3 separate regions of the Homo sapiens genome follow, and all the other regions are linked to region 3. The links are chromatin contacts, found by Hi-C or POLR2A ChIA-PET in ENCODE. All regions are on one chromosome and are shown on one strand. Each heading gives the region's core, a stretch centred on a gene start or an enhancer-like site at or near the end of the contact. The rest is flanking DNA. Distances are from core to core; before and after follow the strand shown. Region 1 overlaps LOC105374542 (a long non-coding RNA gene). Region 2 overlaps STIM2 (stromal interaction molecule 2). Region 3 holds the start of TBC1D19 (TBC1 domain family member 19).

The links. A loop is a pair of places that touch in the nucleus more often than their neighbours do. ChIA-PET counts read pairs that join two places held with the same protein, here RNA polymerase II (POLR2A). Pooled maps may share reads with other maps.
Region 1: a map with no recorded cell type shows a loop between it and region 3 (3-fold over the local background). The contact joins the enhancer-like site here to the promoter of TBC1D19 in region 3. A Hi-C loop is called at or near these places in 1 of 37 single-sample maps with no recorded cell type and 1 of 50 pooled maps. POLR2A ChIA-PET finds 5 or more read pairs at or near these places in 1 of 52 experiments (GM12878).
Region 2: a loop to region 3 is called in a map with no recorded cell type, with 8 times the contacts of the local background. The contact joins the enhancer-like site here to the promoter of TBC1D19 in region 3. A Hi-C loop is called at or near these places in 2 of 37 single-sample maps with no recorded cell type and 11 of 50 pooled maps. POLR2A ChIA-PET finds 5 or more read pairs at or near these places in 9 of 52 experiments (CD4-positive, alpha-beta T cell, CD4-positive, alpha-beta memory T cell, CD8-positive, alpha-beta memory T cell and 5 more).

The regions. Positions count from the first base shown.
Region 1 is chr4:26,286,485-26,290,705 of GRCh38, forward strand. LOC105374542 (a long non-coding RNA gene) reads right to left here. Exons shown (of 2, transcript XR_925508.3): 2 at 1,669-1,965. It also overlaps a transcript of RBPJ not described here. Among named protein-coding and RNA genes, the nearest start is that of RBPJ, 32 kb to the right of the region's middle. RefSeq lists an enhancer at 2,161-2,210 and a silencer at 2,381-2,430. Within about 2 kb of position 2,292, at least 8 of the 41 ENCODE cell types and tissues checked have a DNase peak (open chromatin) inside an H3K27ac peak, as active enhancers do; they include GM12878, where a contact is called at or near this core.
Region 2 is chr4:26,884,786-26,889,156 of GRCh38, forward strand. The region is part of intron 1 of STIM2 (stromal interaction molecule 2); the gene reads left to right. Among named protein-coding and RNA genes, the nearest start is that of STIM2, 26 kb to the left of the region's middle. Within about 2 kb of position 1,251, at least 9 of the 41 ENCODE cell types and tissues checked have a DNase peak (open chromatin) inside an H3K27ac peak, as active enhancers do; they include CD4-positive, alpha-beta T cell, where a contact is called at or near this core.
Region 3 is chr4:26,581,530-26,585,564 of GRCh38, forward strand. It overlaps TBC1D19 (TBC1 domain family member 19), which reads left to right and starts at 2,555. Exons shown (of 21, transcript NM_018317.4): 1 at 2,555-2,763. The coding sequence starts at 2,665. RefSeq lists an enhancer at 2,783-2,872.

The sequences.
Region 1 (4,221 bases), core at 1,042-3,541, 300 kb before region 3:
AAAAAAAAAAGAGACAAACAAAATAATTCATGTACTTTAAGCTCTTGGCTTAAAGCTTTGAATCTCACATGTGATCTCTCTGTCCTTCAATATCCTATAATTCATTGTTCTGACTGCACATAGAACATCCCATTCTTACCAGATTGGGGGAACTTCAGGACCAGAATTTAGGCTTAAATTTTTTGATTCCATACAGCATCTTACAAACAGCAGGTGTTCATGTCAATATATATTAATTATGTGCAATTTCTTTATCTGAGGGGCACCCTTTCTTTTGTAAAATGATGTTGTAAAGTAAAACCTCTTTTTTTTTTTTTTTTGGTCGGAGCCTCCCTCCGTCACCCAGGCTGGAGTGCAGTGGCCACTATCTCTGTTCACTGCAGCCTCCGCCTCCTGGGTTCAAGCCATTCTCCTGCTTCAGCTTCCCAAGTAGCTGGGATCACGGGGATGCACCACCACGCCTGGCTAATTTTTGTATTTTTCATATAGACGGGGTTTCTCCATGTTGTCCAGGCTGGTCTCGAACTCCTCACCTCAGGTGATCCGCCCACCTCGGCCTCCCAAAGTGCTGGGATTACAGGCGTGAGCCGCCGCACCTGGCCTAAACTAAAAGCTTTAGGTTGGCACATTTTCAGGTGAAAAAGACAAAGGAAAGAGCTAGCATGCTACGGTAAAAAGAGAGTATTGATTTTAAACCATGTCACTGTTCTGAGATCTGTGCTCAAAAATAAAGGAGTATTTTAGGTCATTGGAAAAAGAAGAAAGAGAGAAAAGATTGGGCACAGTGGTTCGTGCCTGTAATCCCAGCACTTTAAGAGGCCAAGGTAAGAGAATCACTTGAAGCCAGGAGTTTGAGACCAGCCTGGGCAGCATAGCGAGACCCCATCTCTAGCAAAAAAAGTAAAAAATATAATAACAATTAGCCAGACATGGTGGCATGCTCCTGTAGTCCCAGTTACTCAGAAGGCTCGAGTGGGAAGATCGCTTGAGTCAGGGAGATGGAGGCTACAGTAAGTTGTAATCATGCTGCTGCAGTCCAGCTTGGCTGACAAAGTGAGACCTTGCCTCGGAAAGGAAAGGAAAGGAAAGGAAAGGACAGGAGAGGAGAGGGGAGGGGAGGGGAGGGGAGGGGAGGGGAGGGGAGGGGAGGGGAGGAGCAGAGAAGAGAAGAAAAGAGAAGAAAAGAAAAGAAAGGAAAGGAAGGAAAGGAGGGAAGAAAAGAAAGAGAAAGAAAGAAGAAAACGAGAAAGGGAGGGAGGAAGGCAGGAAGGCAGGACAGAAGAACGCAGGCAGGCAGGCAAGATGGAAGGAAGGAAGGGAGGGAGGGAGGGAAAGAGAAAGAAGGAGAAAGAAGAACTCCAATAGAAGAAGACCAGGGAAGGGTCTAGGCCTAATTTTGTCATTTATTTAAATGTCTTTGAGCATCTCATTGAACTCTCTCTGCTTCTCTGCATTTGCATCTGCAAAATGAGGAAACTGCACATGACTCTGAGGTGATTTCCCACTCAATGATCCTAAGATATTTGAGTACTTGAATATCCTTCAATGATAACATCTGGGAAGAGTATAAAGTCTGATATTAGTCCTCAGTAGTGCTCTCCAAAAGGATGGGTAGATAACTACAGACATTTTTAATTACATATCACTGAGTAACAAATTACCTCCAAATTTAGGAGCTTAAGGCAAGAATAAACATTTATTCTCTCACAGAGTTTCTCAGGGTCAGGAATCCAGGAGTGGCTTAGCTGGGAGGTTCTAGCTTGGGATCTATAAAGGGATTGTAGTCAAGAAGTTGGCTGGACATACAGTCTTCTGAAAATTTGACTAAGGCTGAAGAATCTGTTTCCAAGGTGGCGCTCTCATGGCCGATGGCAGAGTCTTCAGTTGCTTATCACAGGGACTTCCTTGCAGAGCTGTTTGAGTGCCCCTCTGGCATGGCAGTTGGCTTCTTCTGCAATGAGTGATCTAAGAGCAAGAGCAAGGAGGAAGCCACAATGCATGTAATGACTTATTCTCACGGGTTGCACATTGTCACTGCTGCCACATTGAATTCGCTAAAACTCAGTTACTGACTACAGACCACACCCTAGGAGAGAAGAATTAGGCTCCACTTCTTGAAAGGAGTATCAAAGAACTTGCAAATTTATTTGTGAGTTTATTTTAAAAGCCCTCACAAACACGTATTCTTTAAACTAGAGTGGCTCAGCCCTGCAAGACAGGGAAGTTATAACAACCAACATTTCTAGAGTGACTCACTGTTTAGAAAGTATTTCCCCATGTTTTCTCATTGGGTTGTCACAACCCCCCAGTGGAACAACAGCATTAATATCCCCACTTAAAAATGAGGAAATGGAAGCGAGGTCACTTTTGTACAGTTATTTAACAAGTAAGTTGTATAGCTGGGGATTAAGCCCAGCACAAAGCATAAGGCCTTTTCACCATCCTTCAAATGAGAAACTTGGCATGAAGGCCTTTGCACAGAAAAGTTTCATTAGGAAGATTGACTATTCCTTACTTCCTACCAATTGTTTTTACCTATTTTATTAAATTTTTTTATGTTTAACTTACATACTTCCAAAATTACTTGAAGCAGTTTACAAATAAAATGTTTAAGAAAGAAAGAGGAGTAGGGCTGGGCCTGGTGGCTCATGCCTGTAATCCCAGCACTTTGGGAGGCCGAGGTGGACAGATCACTAGAGGTCAGGAGTTCAAGACCAGCCTGGCCAACATAGTGAAACCCCATCTCTACTAAAAATACAAAAATTAGCTGGGCACAGTGGCAGGTGCCTGTGATCCCAGCTACTTGGGAGGCTGAGGTGGGAGAACCACTTGAACCTGAGAGTGGTATGCAGGTCAAACCACTGCACTCCAGCCTCAGCGACAGAGTGAGACTTGGTCTCAAAAAAAAAAAAAAAAAAAAAAAGAAAAAGAAAAAGGAGTAAATAATTCTAGGCACCAGAAATGATCATATTACAACACTTGGCAATAAATTTGGTTCAGATCTTTCTGGCAGCAGAGGTGAAAAGAGAAGCGTGATAGGCTGCAGAGATTTCACTTTCTGACAAGAGTGAGCATGCATGCTATCATTGCCTGAAGCTAAATTCAAGAAGGACTTTATCACGTGGAGTTGTGTAGAGTTAATACCGCTTAACATTGTGGTCAGTATCTTCAATCACACGCTTGCAAAAGATGTACTCATATTAACCCTGAATGTAAACAGAGGACACACCTCACCTGTAAGTTGGTTAATATATTTGAGGAAGAAGCTGAGGAAAGGTGGCCCAGGTACCTTTCTCTCTAATGTCTTTACCAAATTAAGGCATAGAACTTGGAGAATATACAGGAATTGAAGGTTGATCTGTCTGGTGGACTGTCTCTCAAGTATCAGAGTTGTGAGAGTGCTTGAATGACCTGCTAAATCTTGTTAATTTGTCTTGGCATCTTGTAACAGGTACCTACCTGTAATATAAATATTCTATATTGTCAATTAATTAAGGACTTTGCTAAAAGAGAGCAAGGAATGCCAATATAAAGTTAAAGAAAAATATAAAATAAATAAGTTAGGCTGGGCATGGTGACTCATGTCTGAAATCCCAGGACTTTGGGAGGACATGGTGGGAGGGTTGCTTGAGGCCAGGAGTTCGAAACCAGCCTAGGCAAAACAGCGAGACCCCACCTCCCATCTCTACATGTGACTTAAAAAACTTAGCTGGGCATGGTGGTACATGCCTGTAGTCCTAGCTACTTGGAAGACTGTGACAGGAGGTTCACTTGAGCTCAGGAGTTTGAGGCTGCAGTGAGCTATGATTGCACCACAGAACGAGACCCTGTCTAAAAAAAAAAAAAAAAAAAAGTAAAAAAAGTTAGACCGCATGAGCTGTAATAACCCTTTTTGGACCAATATGCTGTGACTCTGTGGCTTTAAGGATGAGATGCCAATATGCATTCTTGTCCCAGTAGAGAGCCAGCCCAGTTTGGCCTGGGTGTGAGAAGCAAAGCTATCAAAAGCTTTGGCCAATTTTTTCCCCCAAAAGGAATTCCAAATATATCCAAGCTTCTATGTTAGTGACTGATTGAAACCAAAGCTTTATACCATATGACATAGAATCCTGGAATAGATAACTTTAGGCTGAAGAAAAAAGAAAAGTTAAGGCAGGTGTGAGCAGCTGTCCAGTTCTGCCATAAAAGAAATCAAGTTTAACTTCAGCGATAACATGCCTT
Region 2 (4,371 bases), core at 1-2,500, 300 kb after region 3:
TCATTTAGTCCTCACAAGCTTATGGGGTAGATCCGTATCTTATAGGTAATGTAACGGAGACCCAGAGAGGTTAAACACGAGTTCACAGAACTGGCAAGTGGGTGAGACAGAATTCTCACAACAAGATTCACATCCTTAACCAGTACTCTTGCCTCTTGAGTAATTGAACCTTGACTCCTTTGAATTATAAAACTTGCTTTATTTCAAACATTTTGGAGTCAAATTATTTCTAAAACGTGTGACTTATTTCTCTACTTTCTTAATCAGAATGTATTGGGTACAGTTAATGGGTACAATATTAGGGTTAGTACACATGCAAAAACACAGATACTCTTAAGGATTGTTGATTTGTGTTCCACTGTTCATGTTCAACCTTATTTTTCATGGTTTTGAATTGCTGTAATATCTAGTTTTCCAAAAGCTTTTTACTTAAATACAGTATAACAGTACAGGAAAGGGCTCAAATCATCAGTATACAGCTCATTTCAACCATTTTTAACAAAGTGAATACTCACATGTTATTAGCACCCAGATCGAGAAACATAATGTTGCCTTTACCCAGAAGTCCTTCATGTCCTCTTGAAATCAGTATGTGCCTTTGCCTAAGGTTAACCACTGTCCTTACTTTAATACCATAGATTTGCTTCCCTATTTTTGAATGTGAATAAATGGAGTCATCAGCATATGATTGTATCAGCTTATTTACTGGACAGCTGTCATTTTATTTTTTGGTATCTGCTAAGACTGGAAAATAGGGGTATCAAGGCTTGAATTGTAAATCTTGATGGTATGAAGGATCCTCCTTTAACTAAAGCATGTAGGATTTTAATGTGTGATATTTGTGACATAGTTTTCATTTCTGACTATTTTTTCAGGTTTATGTTTTGCCTGGGTGAATTCAGAATGTAACTTTCAGATATACAAATTGTTTACCTTGGTTACCAGGCTATGTAGTTTATAAGAGCAGTAAAACTGAAAATATAGCATTCAGTGCTAGTTGTATTATGAGAATGAAGCCAAATTTAGCACCTCAGGTTATATATATATATATATATATATATATATATATATATATATATATATATATATGTATATGTCTATTCATGTAAATATGCAGTGTTGATTTATCCTAATTACTGAGACATTCCATTATGGCTTATTGAAAATTACATATAAACCTTATTTTAAATCTGATTTTTAGATACTTGAGTTTTAAGAAGCTGATCACCATGCGCCAGTTCCTCTTATTTGACAAACAAGGAAGTTGTGGCTATGTGAGCTCATAATTTGAGGTTCAGTGGAACAGAGGAGAACTGTGACGGGCAGAACATTTACTTTCATATTCTCTGTAAAACCAAATCAGTGAGAAGGATGCAAGGAGAACTAGGACAGTATATGAACTTTTTCCTTCTTAAAGCTTTTTCTGTGTAGGAGCATATTCATATAACTGAGAAGATTGTTTGAAATTTTAGCTTAAGGCTAATATATTATTTCAATATATACTCATTGAACACTTACAGATATTGTTGTAGGTATTGGAGCAATGAAGAAAACGATGAGCTTAATTTCACTGAGGATAAGACAGTTAACAAGTAGACAAATATTTATCAGGAGATGATAAATGCAATGAAGGAAAATAAAATAGGTGAGAAGGTAGAGAATGTTAGGGAAAGTATATGTGTGTTTGCTGTTATTTAAGGTGGTCAGGGAAATCTTCATAGTTGACATTTGACAAGAGAGAAGGGAGAGACAGAGGGATGAGACCCTTCAGGTGGAGAGAATGGCATGTGCATGGGCCCTGATGGATACCATTGTTGGATTTTTGGAGAAACTTCCAGGAGACCACAGGGCTGGTGTAGAGTAAGCAATGGAGAGAGTAATAGATAGATCAGAGAGGTTGTCTGGGCTAGAATGTACAGTCTTGTAGACATCATCTACAAGATGTGAGGACATTGTCATTGTATGTCATGTACTCTGAGATGGGGAGCTACTGCAGGGTTTTTGAGAAGTGTGACATGATTTGATTTATGTTTGGAAATGATCACTTCAGCTCTTTCACTGAAATGACACTCTAGAAGGTCTAGTCTTAGAGCAGGGAGACCAATTAGTAGGCTTTTGTCCGGGGAGAGAAAGTGCTAGAGCTCCCTTGTTAGCTATGGAGGTGGTAATAGGTGGTATAGGTGGAGCTATATGTGGATGCTAAATACAGTGAAAGCCCTTCTGTTCTGTTGTCCTGAAAATCAAGTTCATTGTTATATGAACTTTATTGTGAAGTAAAGACATAAAAGCTTATGCCTTTATAGGATATAATTTAAAGAGCTAGGAAATTGGAACAACCCGTAGTGTTCAACTGCTGAATGTTACAAGATACAATAAGCACCAAACCAAATAATTAAACTTTTTTTTTTTTTTTTTTTTTTTTGCCTCTTGCCTTGTCCGTGATCCCTTTAAAACTTAGAATTTATTTGAGCTTTTTTTCTTTACTGTTTTGTTTGATGTTGCTTTCATTTTCTACTTGGGTTAAGATGTATCTTGCTAATAATCTAAGATCACACCGTGCTGTTACAGAATTACAGACTTTGATTGAACTCAAGGAAGTGGACAAAGCCTAAAGCTCAAACTGTCTGCTAATTACAGGAACTTCTCCGGTGTATCCCTTATAGACTGTCATTCATTAGCTCCTCAGATACTTTGGGTGGTTGGGAACTTATTGCTCCTGAACAACTTTTCCATTAGTAGGCAGTTCTGGTTTGTGAGAAGTTCTTTGTTGCATTAAACTAAAATCTTTCAGTACTTTCTTTGGGTTCTAGATGTATCCTTTGAAGCAAAGAGTGGCTATTTTTTCTCTTAATGTTTTAAAAGACCCTGTATTAGGGTTCTGTACAGAAATAGAACCAGAAGGAATGAATGTATATGTTCATTATTACAAATTAATAATATAATTTTATATAGTGCATATCTGTAATTATATTACCAATTATTTAGTTGCACTTAAAATACTCAAAGATGTAACTTAAAATAATTAATTGTTTTATACATGTATCTACATATCTACATAGATAGACATAGGTAAAACATAGAGACTTATTTCAAGGAATTGGCTGAGGTAATTGAAAAGATCCAAATCCAAATCCAAAATCCATAGGATAGGCTGGCAGATTGGAAACTCTTGGGCAGGCGATGATGCTGCAGTCGTGGGGCAGAATATTTCTTTCTCAGAAAAGGCTTTCCTGCTGATTGGATCAGGCCCACCCACATTTCCAAGAATAATTTCCTTTGCTTAAAGTCAACTGATTGTAGATGTTAACTGTGTTTACAAAATACCATCACAGTAGCACCCAGGTTAGTGTTTGATTGAATAACTGGATACTATAGTTTAGACAAGTTGATACATAAAACTGTCATAGTCCATCCTTGTCAACTTGGCGCCCATACACATCTTCTTAAATGATACTTAATCTCCAAATGAACGCAATAACAAAGTCATACTTCTGCCTAACATAATATGAATATCCTTCAAACAACTGAAAACATGCCAACCCTTTCCCCAGAAGAGGATGCGGAGTCCCTGGGTAATGTTCATTCTCCCTAATAAGCTATAACTTAAATATCATGATGTAAAGTTAGCTATTATTAATATATCTTATGTCAGATGATAAAGGGATTAAAGAGCAAGAAAACAAAGATATTTGCTAAATATTTGAATACATTCGTTACAAAATAAGACATAACAGTTACAGTTTTCTGTGGCTGGTCACATGGTCGTAGCTGGTTTTTGTTTATGATTACCTTCTTGCACTATCCATTCCATTTTTCCCTTTCCCTTAGCAAGCACCTTAGCTCTTTGTGGTTCTTTGCCTGTTGGGGTGATCCAAAACTTTGTTCCTGAAGGGTCTGGGCATACCCAATTTAAGTAGTCCTTAAATTGGGTTATTGTAGTTTTCCATTGACTTTAATCACAGAGCATGGCAGTAATTACAAGATCTCTTGTATTCCGGACTTAGTCTTTTAATCACAGAGCGTGAAAGTAATTACAAGATCTCTCGTATTCTGGACTTAGTCTTTCATACCTCCATTGTATGGTAGCAGTTGAATTTCTTCTTAGTAACCAGCAACCCTGGTCAGTACACTAACCCTGGGTCTTCTTTGCCTGTTCATTCTGAGGCATGAGGAGTTCAAAGTGGCCAGGTGGTAGTCTTAATGTCGGTTCAGTGGAATCATTCTATCTCCCAGTGGAAACAGTCCTCTTTTTGGAAATAAGGCCTCTAGACCAGCAGAGGATAAGGTTAAAGAATAGGCAACAAAAATTTCGCTAGTGAAACAATAGGGATAATAGTGAGTGGCCCCACTCTTATTTCTCTCTCTGGATTC
Region 3 (4,035 bases), core at 1,305-3,804:
GGCCTGCAAAGGCCATGAACTCATTCTTTTTTATGGCTGCGTAGTATTCCATGGTGTATATGTGCCACCAGATTTTCAAGGCCAAATTCCGCCTTGTGGGATGGAGATGGTAATCTGTACCTTCAGTTTCTTGTGAGACAATGACTTTACAGTAATAAAATTTCCAGACACACAGGTGGGAGACTGAAGTGGTCTATCTATCATTATAACTCTTTGTATAGCAGCCACATAATTCCTTTGGGACTGAAATTTCTTGAAAGAAAGGACCATTTCTTACTTATCTTTGTATTCCTTGCCATTTCTTGCCTAGAGCAGGTGTTCTGAAAAGTTTTGCTAAATCGAATTGGAAATAGAGAACAAAGACCATTCTGTAATTAAATTATACTCCGACACATCTGCTTCTATGTATGTAAAAAACAATTTAAAGATATTAGGATTAAGGGACTTTTTTTTTTTTTGCTTGGACATGCTTTCCGAATTAGAGCCAAACTTCGTAATTGTTGCTTTAAGCTTATAATTGTTCTCTTCTTTAACAAAATTATTTAAGTCTCCATCTGTGCAAGGAATAGTTCTGGGCACTTTCACATATGTTGCTATGTTTATTTAGTTACTTTCCATTCCCTTGTCAATAGTACTGGGCATTATTTTTATTTAATTATCACAGTTTCAATATTTAATTTATTAATATATATTAATAGTCTAATACTTGGTACATTTGTTCCTCATACTGTCTCCTTAGTTGGATATTTTACACTCTTGATACAGAGAAGAAAATGAAACTGATAGGGAAAGAGACTCATGCAATTCCCAGGGTACATACTAGGAAGGAAGCCAGAATGTTTTCTGACTCCAGGCACTATCTATGCCTTTTCTTCTGCTCTACAGCTTCATCCTTCCCTTCAACGCTCTACTAATCTTTTCAGCTGAAGCATCTTTATCTCTTTGGCAGCTAATCACTCCACTTCTTTCAATCTCAAAGGGACTGTTATGGTAGTGCTCTCTCTCCTCTCTCTGCCTCTTCTTTCTCTCTGTTCAAAGTGAGGTTTGTGGTGGGAATTCATGGATGGGTGGACAGTTGAGATGGAAGGACTATAAAGAGTTGACAATATCTACTTATCTGCAGCTTTGAGAAATTCTGAGTTGTGAGAGAATGTTTTGTAGAGAAACTGCACTTTAGAGAGTCTGTCATTAATTGCCTTTAAGTGCTTTGTTTCTTTCCTGGCTGCCTCTTTCTAAACTTGGTTTGATAAACCAACTTTACCAAATTATTTAGAATTTGTACTTATCATCCCAGTATTCTGGATGGTGGTGTTATAAATGTCAGAGTGCTGTGCATAGAGGCCCGGGTCCAGTCCCTTTGAATTCATATTATTTCCTGCTTTAGTCCTTTGCTATTCAGAATGTAGTCTTTGGACCATCGGCATCATAATTTCTTGGACTTGTCAGAAATGCGGTTTACCAGTTCTCACCAGAGTCCTATTGAATTAGAATCTACATTTGATTGAATGAGATCTCTTTGTTTCTAGTTAGTCTAGAGTAGCTTTTGCAGCAATCTTGGTTTGTTTTCTTAAAATCCTACTTCTGCTTTGCTTAAAATATGCATATACACATTTGAACTCAATTTTGATTATTTTTGTGAGGTTATTCTAATGTATTTTTCACTAGGCCTTTTTTGGGGGGGGAAGGGAGGTGCCGTTGGCCTTTGGGGATGTCATTCAATAATTTAAGTCAGTTACTTTTAGTTCTGCTAAAAATCTTTTGTGCATTTCCTTGAAGGCAAGAACCATATTTTATTAAACCTTTGTGCCCACACAGTTCCTTTTATGTAAATGTTCAATAAGTTGAAAGCTGAATGAATTATGAATAAATGCTTGAATGAATGAATATACGGAAGAGGATGAATCTAGACGGTAAATTCCTGGAAGACTTGGACAATGTCTTATTCATCCTTGAATTGCTAATGCTTTGCAGAAAACCTACAAATAATGCCTGTTGGTTAATTTGTAGTTGTTAGATGAGACGAGATTGTCTACTTATTCCTGGTATAAGACTCTAGAGAATAGAAACGAGAGAAAATGAAGTAAAATGGAGTGCTATGGTACAGTGCTAGGCACCTTCACGATTTTTACCTCAGCTAATCATCACAACATCCTGCAAACTGGGTGTTATTTTACAGAGGCGGAAACTGTAACACGTTTACGCAGGTAGTGTCAGAGCCTAACAATTCGTGGTTGTAATTCGCAGTATCATTGCGTGCCACAGTCCTGTTTCTGCAGAAATTGAGAGGTGGAAGAGAATGATCCTTTATATAGTAAAACGCACAATTCTCCGTGTCCCCCTTGTGCATCAGAGGCGCTGTGGCTCTGAAAGAATGAGCTTTCTTGCCTTTCAACCATAGACAAGGCAGGAACAACGGTGTGAAAAGCGTCCTCCCCGCCCCGGTCTTTTTCCGCCGGCGGAACGCAGATGCTGTGGCCTTCAGGCGCTGAGGGGACCAGAGAGGGACGGACACAAGGCTCGGCAGTTGCCTGGTAACGCCCGCTGGAGGAGTCCCAGTGTAATAAGGTCCCGGAGAAGTGTCACTGGCCCTGAGTGGGACCCGGTAGCCCGTTCGCTCCGCGCCGGCGGCCTGTCCCCGCGGCTTGGCGGGCTAGGGCAGGGGAAATGTTGCAGGAGGAGTCGGACCTCTCTCTCATTATTGCCCAGATAGTCCAAAAGCTCAAGGGCTCCAATTTGTACTCTCAGCTGGAACGGCAGGCCTGGGTAAGTGAGGCCGAGTGGGAAGGGATGCAGACGGGCGGGGCCGCGGCGATGTCTCTTCTTCACCCTCCTCACCCAAGCCAGAGCTCGCCTCTGACCTCTCCAGCTCCGCTCTGGTGCTCAAAAAACAAACAGACAAAAACAAAAACAAAAACAAAAACAAAAACAAAACAAAACAAAAAAACCCCACCTCCCTGTCCGGTGCAAGCTGTGCTGCCTCAGCCCCAGGCGTGGTTAATAGATTTTTAAAGAAGGGTGGGGCGCATCACACCTTTTTTTCAGACCAGAGAAACGCTTACTCATTTATCTATTCCTGTAGTCATTTACAGGGTCTAATTTTTTAAGCTGCTGGACTCACTGAAGGTAGCTTGGACCATGCCTTCCCTCACTTTTTCCGTCCTGTGGGTGGACTTGGGCCCCCAAGTACCTTTCTGCTTTCTCGTCAATGTATCACTTTCTTGCAGTTTACCCTCCCTGCAATTATTCCTCGTCTATCCGTCCACCACCTAGCATTTATTGGATATTTTATAACATGCTAGGCACTGAGGATGCACAGATTGATTGAGATCCTTGCCTTTTTGTGACTCATATAAATGAAATCATACAGTTTGTACATTTTGTGCCTGCTTTCTGGCATTAACACAGTGCTTTTGAGATTCATCCATTTTGTTGATATTTCAGTAGTTCTGTTCCTTTTTATTGCTGAGTAATATTTCAGTGTTTGAATGTACAATGGCTTGTTTATTCATCATTGTGTGAAGGGCATTGGGTTGCTTTCTGGTTTTAGAGATTATAAGTAAAGCTGATATATACATTCTAGTATACGATTTTGCTTGGATATTTGTTTCTTTTTTTCTTGGATAAATACCTAGGATTGGAATTGCTGACTTGTATGGTAAGTGTAATGTTTCATTCTATGAGAAACTGTCACACTTTTCCAAAGTGGCTGTATCATTTTCCATTCCCACAAGCAATTCTGAGAGTTCCAATTGTTTTGCGTCCTTGATAGCGCTTGATGCTGCCAGTCTTTTATTTATTTTTATTAATTAATTATACTTCTCTAGTAGAAGTGTAATAGTATCTTATTGTAGCTTTTATTGCATTTCCCTAATGACTAATGATATTAAGCATTTTCTTATGTGCTTATATCTTTTTTGGTGAGGTAGTCTTCAAATCTTCTGCCCATTAAAAAAAAAATAGTGTTGTCTTCTTATTGTTGAGTTGTAAGGATTCTTTCTATATGATGTAAGTCTTTATCAGATGTGCGTCTTGCAA